Linked DNA regions of Mus musculus: region 1 is linked to region 2. The links are chromatin loops, found by intact Hi-C in ENCODE. Cell type or tissue: heart. All regions are shown on one strand.

What was found. A loop is a pair of places that touch in the nucleus more often than their neighbours do. Peaks named below come from ENCODE experiments on the same cell type or tissue, not always from the same donor. Only the 100,000 strongest peaks of a DNase experiment are listed, where the experiment ranks them.
Region 1: it touches region 2 in a loop (6-fold over the local background); 19 of 42 quality-filtered maps call a loop at or near these places.

What each region holds. Positions count from the first base shown.
Region 1 is chr7:127,758,910-127,763,909 of GRCm38, reverse strand. It overlaps Fbxl19 (F-box and leucine-rich repeat protein 19), which reads right to left. Exons shown (of 11, transcript NM_172748.2): 8 at 2,495-2,658; 9 at 1,309-1,470. Among named protein-coding and RNA genes, the nearest start is that of Orai3, 8.4 kb to the left of the region's middle. In heart, a CTCF peak has its summit at 2,675 (motif pointing right); a DNase peak (open chromatin) is centred at 2,639; H3K4me3 peaks cover 499 bases; H3K27me3 peaks cover 416 bases.
Region 2 is chr7:127,673,180-127,678,179 of GRCm38, reverse strand. It overlaps a transcript of Bcl7c not described here. Among named protein-coding and RNA genes, the nearest start is that of Gm39090, 16 kb to the left of the region's middle. In heart, CTCF peaks have their summits at 890 (motif pointing right) and 3,045 (motif pointing left); a DNase peak (open chromatin) is centred at 3,029; H3K27ac peaks cover 747 bases.

The DNA.
Region 1 (5,000 bases), 86 kb before region 2:
TCTTCCCCTTCAAAGAAATACTTCTAAAAAAGGACAGCTGTTAATTAGATGGAGGAAGATAACAGCCTAAGAGGCAAAGAAAATGGGGAAATGAAAATGGCCCCAGACTTGGAGAGAATTTGGCAAGAAGGCTAAAAAAGCTGAAATGCAAGGATGGCATAAGGCAGGAGGAGGCAATGCTGGTTTATCCAAGGATGGAGGTGCAGACCTAAGCTCAATACTTGGGATGCAGAGCATCACAGCTTCCAGGGCAGTCTAGGCTACAGAACAAAACCTGTCTCAAGACCAAACAGAGATGAAAACTAATAAGTGATCAGGTGTGGTAGCTCACACCAATCCCAGCACATGGGTGAGAGAGGCAAATTCATCTCTCTTGAGTTGGAAGCCAGCCTGGTCTACAGAATAAGACCCTGTGTAAAACCAAACTAACTACAAAAACCGACCCTGTGAGCTCAGTGTTCGAGTGCCTGCCTAACATGCATAGGGGGCTGAGTTCCCTGGGCACAGAAAACAAAAAAAAAATGTGGTCCTTATTTCTAGTACTAGGAGTGACAGTTAAAGCCCAGGGTGAAACAACAGCTGTGCCCTCTGGATGGTTTTCCTGGCTCTGCTATGAAGACACAGCTGGGTCCAGAGAGAACGCTCTGAGCACCATTACATCACCAGGCCTTCTCCTCCCTCCTGAGGGAACCTACCCTTTTTTTTTTTTTTTTTTTTTTTTTTTAAGATTTATTTATTATATATAAGTACACTGTAGCTGTCTTCAGACACTCCAGAAGATGGCATCAGATCTTGTTACAGATGGTTGTGAGCCACTATGTGGTTGCTGGGATTTGAACTCCAGACCTTCGGAAGAGCAGTCGGGTGCTCTTACCCACTGAGCCAACTCACCAGCCCGGAACCTACCCTTTTAAGACATAGTTCAAGCTGGGCGGTGGTGGCGCACGCCGTTAATCCCAGCACTTGGGAGGCAGAGGCAGGTGGATTTCTGAGTTTGAGGCCAGCCTCATCTACAGAGTGAGTTCCAGGACAGCCAGGGCTATACAGAGAAACCCCGTCTCGAAAAACAAAAACAAAAAAAAACAAAACAAAAAACAAAACAAAACAAAAAAAAAACAACAACAAAAAAAGACTTAGTTCAAAGCACACAGTAGGAAAAGTGAATGAGACATAGCCAAGATGGGTCAAACTCCTGTCTTCTTCCATTCCTTTATTAACTACTCTGACTCCCTGGCCCCTCAGAAGAGGCTTCAAGGCCTACATCTCCACTTTAGCTAACCCATCTACAGATGATCATGGTGGTCAAACCTGGTTTGGTGTCTGGTGGAGGCAGCAGCAGCTCCCGAAGCTGGGAGTCTTTAACATCTTCAATCCAGCGGAGGTCCAAGAGCCGCAGCGCTGGCAGTGGGGCCGAGCCCAGGGCAGAGACAGAGAGCCAGGAGCACCCAGAAAGCACCAACTCCTGCAGGCCTAGAATGAAAGAAACAGGCTGTAGACCTTCACCAACAGCCGCCTCTGTGCCCCTCTGTCCTGACGATTCATCACCATCCTACCTCTATGTCCATCTGTCCTGACTCATCACTTCCTATCTCTGTGTCCATCCGTCCCAACTCATCACCATCCTATCCTGTGTCCATCTGTCTCAACTCATCACCATCTACCTCTGTGTCTGTCTGTCCCAACTCATCATCCTACATCTGTGTCTGTCTGTCCCGACTCATCACCATCTACCTCTGTGTCTGTCTGTCCCAACTCATCATCCTACATCTGTGTCTGTCTGTCCCGACTCATCACCATCTACCTCTGTGTCTGTCTGTCCCAACTCATCACCATCCTACCTCTGTGTTTGTCTGTCCCAACTCATCACCATCCTACCTCTGTGTCTGTCTGTCCCGACTCATCACCATCCTACCTCTGTGTCTGTCTGTCCCAACTCATCACCATCCTATCCTGTGTCCATCTGTCCCAACTCATCACCATCCTACCTCTGTGTCTGTCTGTCCCAACTCATCATCATCCTACATCTGTGTCTGTCTGTCCCGACTCATCACCATCTACCTCTGTGTCTGTCTGTCCCGACTCACCACCATCCTACCTCTGTGTCTGTCTGTCCCAACTCATCATCATCCTATCCTGTGTCCATCTGTCTCAACTCATCACCATCTACCTCTGTGTCTGTCTGTCCCAACTCATCACCATCCTACCTCTGTGTCTGTCTGTCCCAACTCATCACCATCTACCTCTGTGTCTGTCTGTCCCAACTCATCACCATCTACCTCTGTGTCTGTCTGTCCCGACTCATCACCATCCTACCTCTGTGTCTGTCTGTCCCAACTCATCACCATCCTACCTGTGTCTGTCTGTCCCAACTCATCACCATCTACCTCTGTGTCTGTCTGTCCCAACTCATCACCATCTACCTCTGTGTCTGTCTGTCCTGACTCACCACCATCCTACCTCTGTGTCTGTCTGTCCTGACTCACCACCATCCTACCTTGCAGTCGGTTCAGGAGCCACATGAGCTGCTTTTTGGAGACACCTGTCCAGCTGAGGTCCAGAGCACGGGGCTGGCGGCGAACCACCCCACTAAGCATGGGTGGGGTCAGTGACTTTCTCCGGCTTAGGTCCATCCTAGGCCACAGACGCTTGTCGTAGCACCTGCCAGCCACAGGGGGGAGACAGAGTCCTAAGGCCCAAGTCTCTAGGAACCCAGTCAGGAAAACCCAGTTCTCTCATGTCCCAAGGAATGCAAGAATCTTCTGGCCTTCAGCCCAAAGGACTGGATTTAGGACCCCACCTCATTGCTAACTAGAAGTAAGACCCTAGGCAAGTCCATTCCTCTCTCTGAGTCAGAAAGACTTCAGTTATAAACTACAGATAATGACTCAGGGGGCTTGCTCCATGGAGCTGCTATAAGATCAAATGAAGTAATTACAGTTCATGGGCCTTCTAAACCTATAAAAGCAGCCCCCACAATCTATCTCTGGGCTTCTTGATTCCTCTCCCTTACTAAGTTATGACAGCTTACAGGCACTTTTCAGCTCTCCTCTGCCATGTGTGTGAGCCAAGGCTGGACTAAAGCCCTGATGCTTTCTGTCTGTCTGTTAAGTTACAGAGTTTCCCCCACTAGAATGTAAGCTCCACAGGGCAGATCTGGCCTTTCTCACTTCTGGATCTCCAGCATCTGACACACTAAAGGCAAGGGCAAAGTACATGCTATAGCGCGCACACACACTGACTGAATGAATCAAGCCAGTGTGAACTACTTCAACGACTCCTTCCCACTTTGCATTTTTTCATTAACTGTTTATGGAAGGCCTGGGAGGTCCTAGGCACTAGAGCAACAAACACATGAATCTGAAGAAAGGTAAACAGGCCTGAGTCCAGCACACCAAAAGATTCAACTAGCAGTTACTAGAAGGATTCCCAAATATTTTATCAGATAAGGCCCACACCGCCCCCCCCCCCCAAGGAAGCTGTCAACATCTTGTGATATACTGAAGTTCCTCGAAACTCCAAGGTTTGTCTACTTCAGTAAATTTCAAAGTCAAGTCAGGAAATTCCCAATGAACTAATGGGCAGTCAGAGCAGCAGGGCCAGGTTGAGAGGGGAAGTCTTGGGTTGAAGAGGAGTTACTGAACTCCAATCTACTCCCTATCTATTTTTCTGCATAAGGAAGGCTTCACTTTTTTGGTTTGTTTGCAATACAGGTTATCACACTGTAGCCCAGGCTGGTCTAGAATTCACTATTTAGTCTAAAGTACTTTAGAATTTGAAGTGAGCCAGGCAGGCATGGTGGTACACACCTTTAATCCCAGCTCTCAGGAGGCACAAACAGGTGGGTCTCTGTGAGTCTAGGATTTGAGGCCAGTTTGGTCTGCATAATGAGTTCCAGGACAGACTGGGCAATGTAGAGAGACACTTCCTCAAAAACCAAAAACACCACCACCAACAAAGGACCTCGAAGTATTACTTCCTACTTCAACCAGGACTGTGAGCCTGTGCTGTCACATCTGGCTTGAATTTATCTCAAGTCGTCCTCTATCTGCACTTAAAACTAAGGCTGTGCTGGGAGCGGTGGCACACGCCTGCAGTTCTAGCACTTGAGAGGTGGTGACAGGACAATCAGGAACGCAAGGCTGGCCTCAACCACCAGACCCTGGTCTTAACCAAAACATAAACAAAAAGGTCCGCACAAATGGGAAGCTTAAACTAACCGTGAGGCCAGGGATGCCTGGGCAGTAAACGCTCGCTGTGCAAGCCTGCCGGCCAGCCTGCCTGAATTCCATCCCCAGAAGCCACAGAAAGGTGGAAAGAGAACGGACTCTGCAGCTATCTGCTTAATGCCACACCTCCTCCAAGTAAAAAATTTAAAAGTCCAATCTATACTGCACAGTGGGACACTGTCACCAAGAGCTGTAGAGAGGCTCAGCAGGTAAAGGTACTGGCACCAAGCCTAATGACACCTCACCCCACCCTCTCCCACACTACATATACATGCCATATACATACACACACGCACACACACCACACATGCATGCATGCACACAAATGAATAAACACAATGAAAACTATTACATTCTAGCCAGGAGTTGCTATGGATGTAGGAAAACTACAGCTGTTAAAAGCAAGTGATATGGGTTAGAAAGGCACTAATGATACAATACCTCCCAATAGACTTTTTTTCTTTTTCTTTTTTTTTTGGGGGGGTGGGTAGGGGTGGGAGTGGAGGGGGCGTGTTGCTCAAGACAGGATTTCTCTGTGTAGCCCTGGCTGTCCTGGAACTCACTCTGTAGACAAGGCTGGCCTCCAACTCAGAAATCCACCTGCCTCTGCCTCCCAAGTGCTGCGATCAAAATGGCATGCACTACAGCCATTCAGCTAGACTTCCTTTTCAAAAACAACAGATTTACTTTTGACTTATTGTCACTTAAGGTTAGATAAGCTGGGCGTGGTGGCGCACGCCTTTAATCCCAGCACTCGGGAGGCAGAGGAAGGCA
Region 2 (5,000 bases):
AGGGGCCATACAAGCTTGGGGTAACCAAGCAAAACCAATAAATAAATAAATAAATAAAATTTGGGAGAGCACTCCATAGCATGAATTACGTAAAGATCTCGGAAAAATGGACAGAATCCTGGGCATTCCTAGAAAATTATTAGCTAATCTCAACACTAATTTAAAAGACTTCAGTAACCACACTACCAAGAATACAGTTTATTGAAATAGGCTTAGGAAATCCTCAACCAACAGCAGCAGAGACAAAGCTTGCTCAGGATGTGACTCTCAGAGCCACCGTGCTGTTATTGCCTTTGTAGTTGTACTAGTGAGGAACCAGGGCCTGGGCATGTTAGGTAAACACGGAAGCCTAGCTATAGCCCCAGGCCCTCATTTCACTTGCTCAGCCCACGTAGATCATGTTAGCCTTGCAGCGTCCTCACCAAAAACCCAGGTGTGGTGGCACACACCTGTAATAATGCCAGCACTCAGGGTGTAAAGACAGGATGCTCAGCAGTTTACCCCCAGCCTCAGCTGCATAGGGAATTTCAACTACTCTGGGTTGTATGAAATTATGTTGCTGGTTTTTGCTTTGTTTTTTGTCTTTTTTAAGCAGAGTAAAAGAAAAAGCAAGAAACCCACAGTTAAATGCTGGAGACTATTTAACACAGAAGGTAGTAATGGAGGGGGAATATAAACAAGTCTATGGCAAGCAACACAGGCTGGGAATCGTGTTTTATTTAGCATTTGTATTAGACATAAAGAACTACACAGTCCAGATAACCCGACCCTGGGGCATCCACTTGCACCTCTTGTGAGTGTATTTTTCCTTTATCTGTGTGTTAGATGCACGGGTGTTGTGCCTGCCTGTCTTGACTGTGTACACATGAGTGCAGTGACCGTAGAGGCCAGCAGGGGGCGTGGGTCCCTGGGATTGGAGCTACAGTTTACGAGCAGGTGCTGGGAATGAATCTTGTTCTCTGGAAGAGCAGCCAGTGCCTCTGCCTGCTGTGCCCCTTTCCAGCCCCAGTCAGTGCATTTTCAATAAGGCAGGTTACTGTTTAAAAGGGAGAGAAAGCAGTTAGGTGTGGTGTTGCACATCTTTAGTCTTAGAACTTGGGAGGCAGAGCCAGGAGGATCTCTGTGAATTCAAAACCAGAGTGTTACTACCTTTAATACACCTTTGCAAATCTGAGCCTGGCGGAACAGCCCCTACATCTCAACATATCAGAAGGTGCAGAAGGATTTCAAGTTCAAGGCCAGCTTGGACAGCGCAGCAAGACCTGGTCTGAAAGCTAACAATCAATACAATCTCAGGCAAAAATAGGATTCCCTTTTTATACCCCCCTGGGCTTGTGCTACCACACTGTCAATGCGCCGACACTCTTCCAGGCTGGAGTTGTTCCTCCTGGACCACAGTGCATCTGCACCTGCAGGGCCTCTCCAGAATGAGATTTGACTCTGGGTAAAGGCCTAGCTGCAGCATAGTAGTTTGGATGTTTTTGTTTGCTTTGTTTTAGAAAATTTCTCACGACATAGTACAAACTGTCTTCCAACTTACCATCCTCCTGCCTCAGCCTCTTGCCTCCTGAATGCTGGGAGTCTAAGCACGCCCCACCCCCACCGTGTCTGGCAGTTTGCGGTTGAGAAGAATGAGTGTCTGTCTACTTTTCAGGCATTTAACCAAGTGAAATTGTCATTATTATTATTGCTCCGTGATAAATCTCTTAGTCTGAATTTCGCTGTCATCGTAATTCAGCAAACTGCTCAAGTAAATTTTGTTTGACTTTAGGTTGCGGTATGACTGAGAGCTAACAGACCCGGGCTTGTTATAATCGCTCTCTGTCATCACTCACGGTTGAGAATCTGCCTTCCAAGTTAAGGGTAGCAATGACTGGGGTCCCAAGGCATGCACTCCAGCTAGGACTTCAAGGTCATGTAGGTCACAGCTTAAGCAGCTGAGATTCCTTGGTCTACCCGCACCATATCTTCTACTAGCAATGAGTTCAGCACTGTGCTCGGGCCCAAGCTCCACCAGACCAATCCCCTACCTCTTCTTTTCAGGTCTGTTTCTTGCGGTCATTCCCAGTACCAGTTAGAACAGTCACAGTCCAATCAGAAAGCAGAACCACACCAGGGAAGTTTAGCGTACAGAATTATTTGGGGGTATCCTGGCCCACAGTTGTAATCTCGGTCCTTGGAAGGCTGAGGCAGGAAGACCAAAAGTTGAAGGCCGATCTGGGTTATGACAGTGAGACCTTGTCTCAAACGAAAAAGAATTATTGATAAATGACTGAATGTAGGAGCTAAAAAGAATTCCAGAGGATACAGAAGCTATAGATATCAGGACTGGCCACTGTCCTTGATGCTGAATGTTAGAGAGGAGTCCTCTTCCCGGGCTAAGATCCAGACTTCATTTGAAGGAACATGACAGGTTAGTCACTGGTGTGCTTCAGCAGTGGGGTGTCCTAAGAGCCTGTCGCATCAGCAGAGTCAGGTGAAGCACTGGAGAGCTTTACGGGGACTCTAGCGAAACTAGGCTGGCATTGCCCATGTGATCTGCTTTGGGAATGCCTGCCTGTCTTTCCCAGCCCTGCTGGAAGGGACATGTCAGAACAGGACTCGGGCGCTCTGGCTGTACACATGCAGTGTGAGAGAACAAGACTGCGAGAAGCTGCGTCATCCATTGCCTGTAGGACAGTTGCTATAGAGACCAAGTGCCGGAGAAAGACTGCTGTGCCAGAGATCTCTAAAGAAAGCTGCATCAAGGTCAAGGTGTAGTGTGTGTGCAAAGATATCCAAGTGTCAGAAATCCGTGCACACAAGTGCAGGATATGGCCTGGAGTTTGGATGTTGGGAGAGGATGTGTGGTACAGGGCCTGCAAGGGCTCTTTGTTTCAGACATCCATCCATCTAAGGCAGAGGACCTCCAGGATGTCCCCATCCATGGACTGGCTCAGCAGAGCTGTGATGAAAGACAAGAGAAATGAGAGCTCAGAAGAAGCAAGCCGAGCAGCCACGTCCTCTTACACTGTGCCTCTAGCGCCCTCTACTGGCGAAGCTTAATGTGATGCTCTGTGAACCATCTAGATGTGCCATGGTCAATCTTAAAGAAGGAACCAGAGGATGAGCTTGGAAAAACAATAAACTGAATCCATACAGATGCCCTGTGTCCCACAGACCCTCAGGCCAATGTGGGAGCAGGGGAGGGAACCGTGAAAGGCTTGGGGACTTCTCTCTAGAAAGACCCATGAAAGACCATGTCCCTGAGGAAAACACAGATTAATGGCACTGCTGGCCATCTGAAAGAAGCAAGCTCAGGGTCATCTATGCATCAGTCTGGCGCAGACAGCAGTTATGTGGACCCTGGAGAATGATCACATACGGCCACACACTCCATCAGGCAGTGACTCCCATGGCAGCTGCTGTGTGGAGCAAATCAGTACAGCTCTTGATGTTTGGTGTGATCCTGGCCTTTTCTCCGTGCAAAGTATATCCATCAAAAGAAGGGTTTCACGGCGGCATTGGCTGCAAAGGAAGAATCCGTTTTCCCGTGGCTCCCAAAATTCCAGGGCTTGTACCCCAGTGGGGAGTTTTATACATTAGGTAGTTTAAGATGTGTAAACATAGCTGGGCGTGGTGGCGCACGCCTTTAATCTCAGAATTTGGGAGGCAGAGGCGGGTGGATTTCGGAGTTCGAGGCCAGCCTGATCTACAGAGTGAGTTCCAGGACAGCCAGAGCTACACAGACAAACCCTGTCTTGAAAAAAAACCAAAACAACAACAACATGTGTAAACATGTGTCCTTCAAGGTGAATGTCAGGCTGCCCTCATATATCTGGTCCCCCTTAACAAGACTTGATGTTTGAGGCCGATTTTTACATCAGAAGGAACATGCTGGCTATCACCTGGGGAGTTACAGGGATCAGAGCATGGCAAGGCTCTGCGGCAAACCCAAGTTGCCATTCATGCTGCTCTGTGCCTGCACTTGTGATGCGGCCAATGCAGACTCAGTCAGTGTCCATACAGACGATGGTGCTTGCCTCTATCAAGCACCAATGGAAGAACTCTTATTTATTTATTTGTTTGTTTGTTTACTTACTTATGAGACAGGGTCTCACTATGTAGCCCTGGCTAGTCTGGAACTCATTATGTAGACCAGCCTGGACTCAGAGATCCTCCTGCCTCATCCTGTGCTGGGATTGAATGTGTATCACCAATTTGACAGAGTTTTAAAAAATTATAATTCAATTTATGTGTATGGCTGTTTTGCCTGGATGTGTGTCTATGCACCAGTGTCCTGTCTGATGCCTGGGGAGGTGAGACAGGGGTGCTAGGTTCCCTGGAACTCGTGACAGATGGCTGTGAGTGACCATGTGGGTGCTGGGGTTGGAACTCGGGACCTCGAAAAGAACCACCAGTGCTCTTAACTGCTCAGCCACATCTCCAGCCCTTCCCCCTTAAAAAACATGCATTTATTTTATGTATGTGAACTTTTTGTTCTCATGTATGTGCCTGGTACCTTTGGTCTCTTGGAACTTGAGTTATAGGCAGTGGTGAGCTGGCATGTAAGTGTGGGGAACTGAACCCAGGTCCTCTGAAAGAGCAGCCAGTGCTCTCAACCGTTGAGCCATCTCTCTGGATTGCAGGCCAACACCTTTTTATAGCCCTTAATTTCACTTGGTGCCATTATCATCCTGAGACTGGCTTGCTCTCTGTGCTACTTTCCCCATTGCTGGAAGAGCACCCAGCAGATGCAGCTCACGGGGGCTTTATGTCTGCTCACAGCTTCATAAGCTTTATAAGTCGCAATGTAAATATCTTGTGTTTTCCAGTGGTCTTATGTGACCCCTGTGAGGGGTTGTCTGACCCCAAGGTGTCAGGGCCCACGTGTTGAGAACCAATATTCCAGAGGTTTCTTACAGTCAAAGTCAGATCTAAAGTTGAAGTGTCTCCTCTTGTTAAGGCTGCTAACGAATGAATATCTGCCAACAAATCTATATTATATATAATTCCAACGT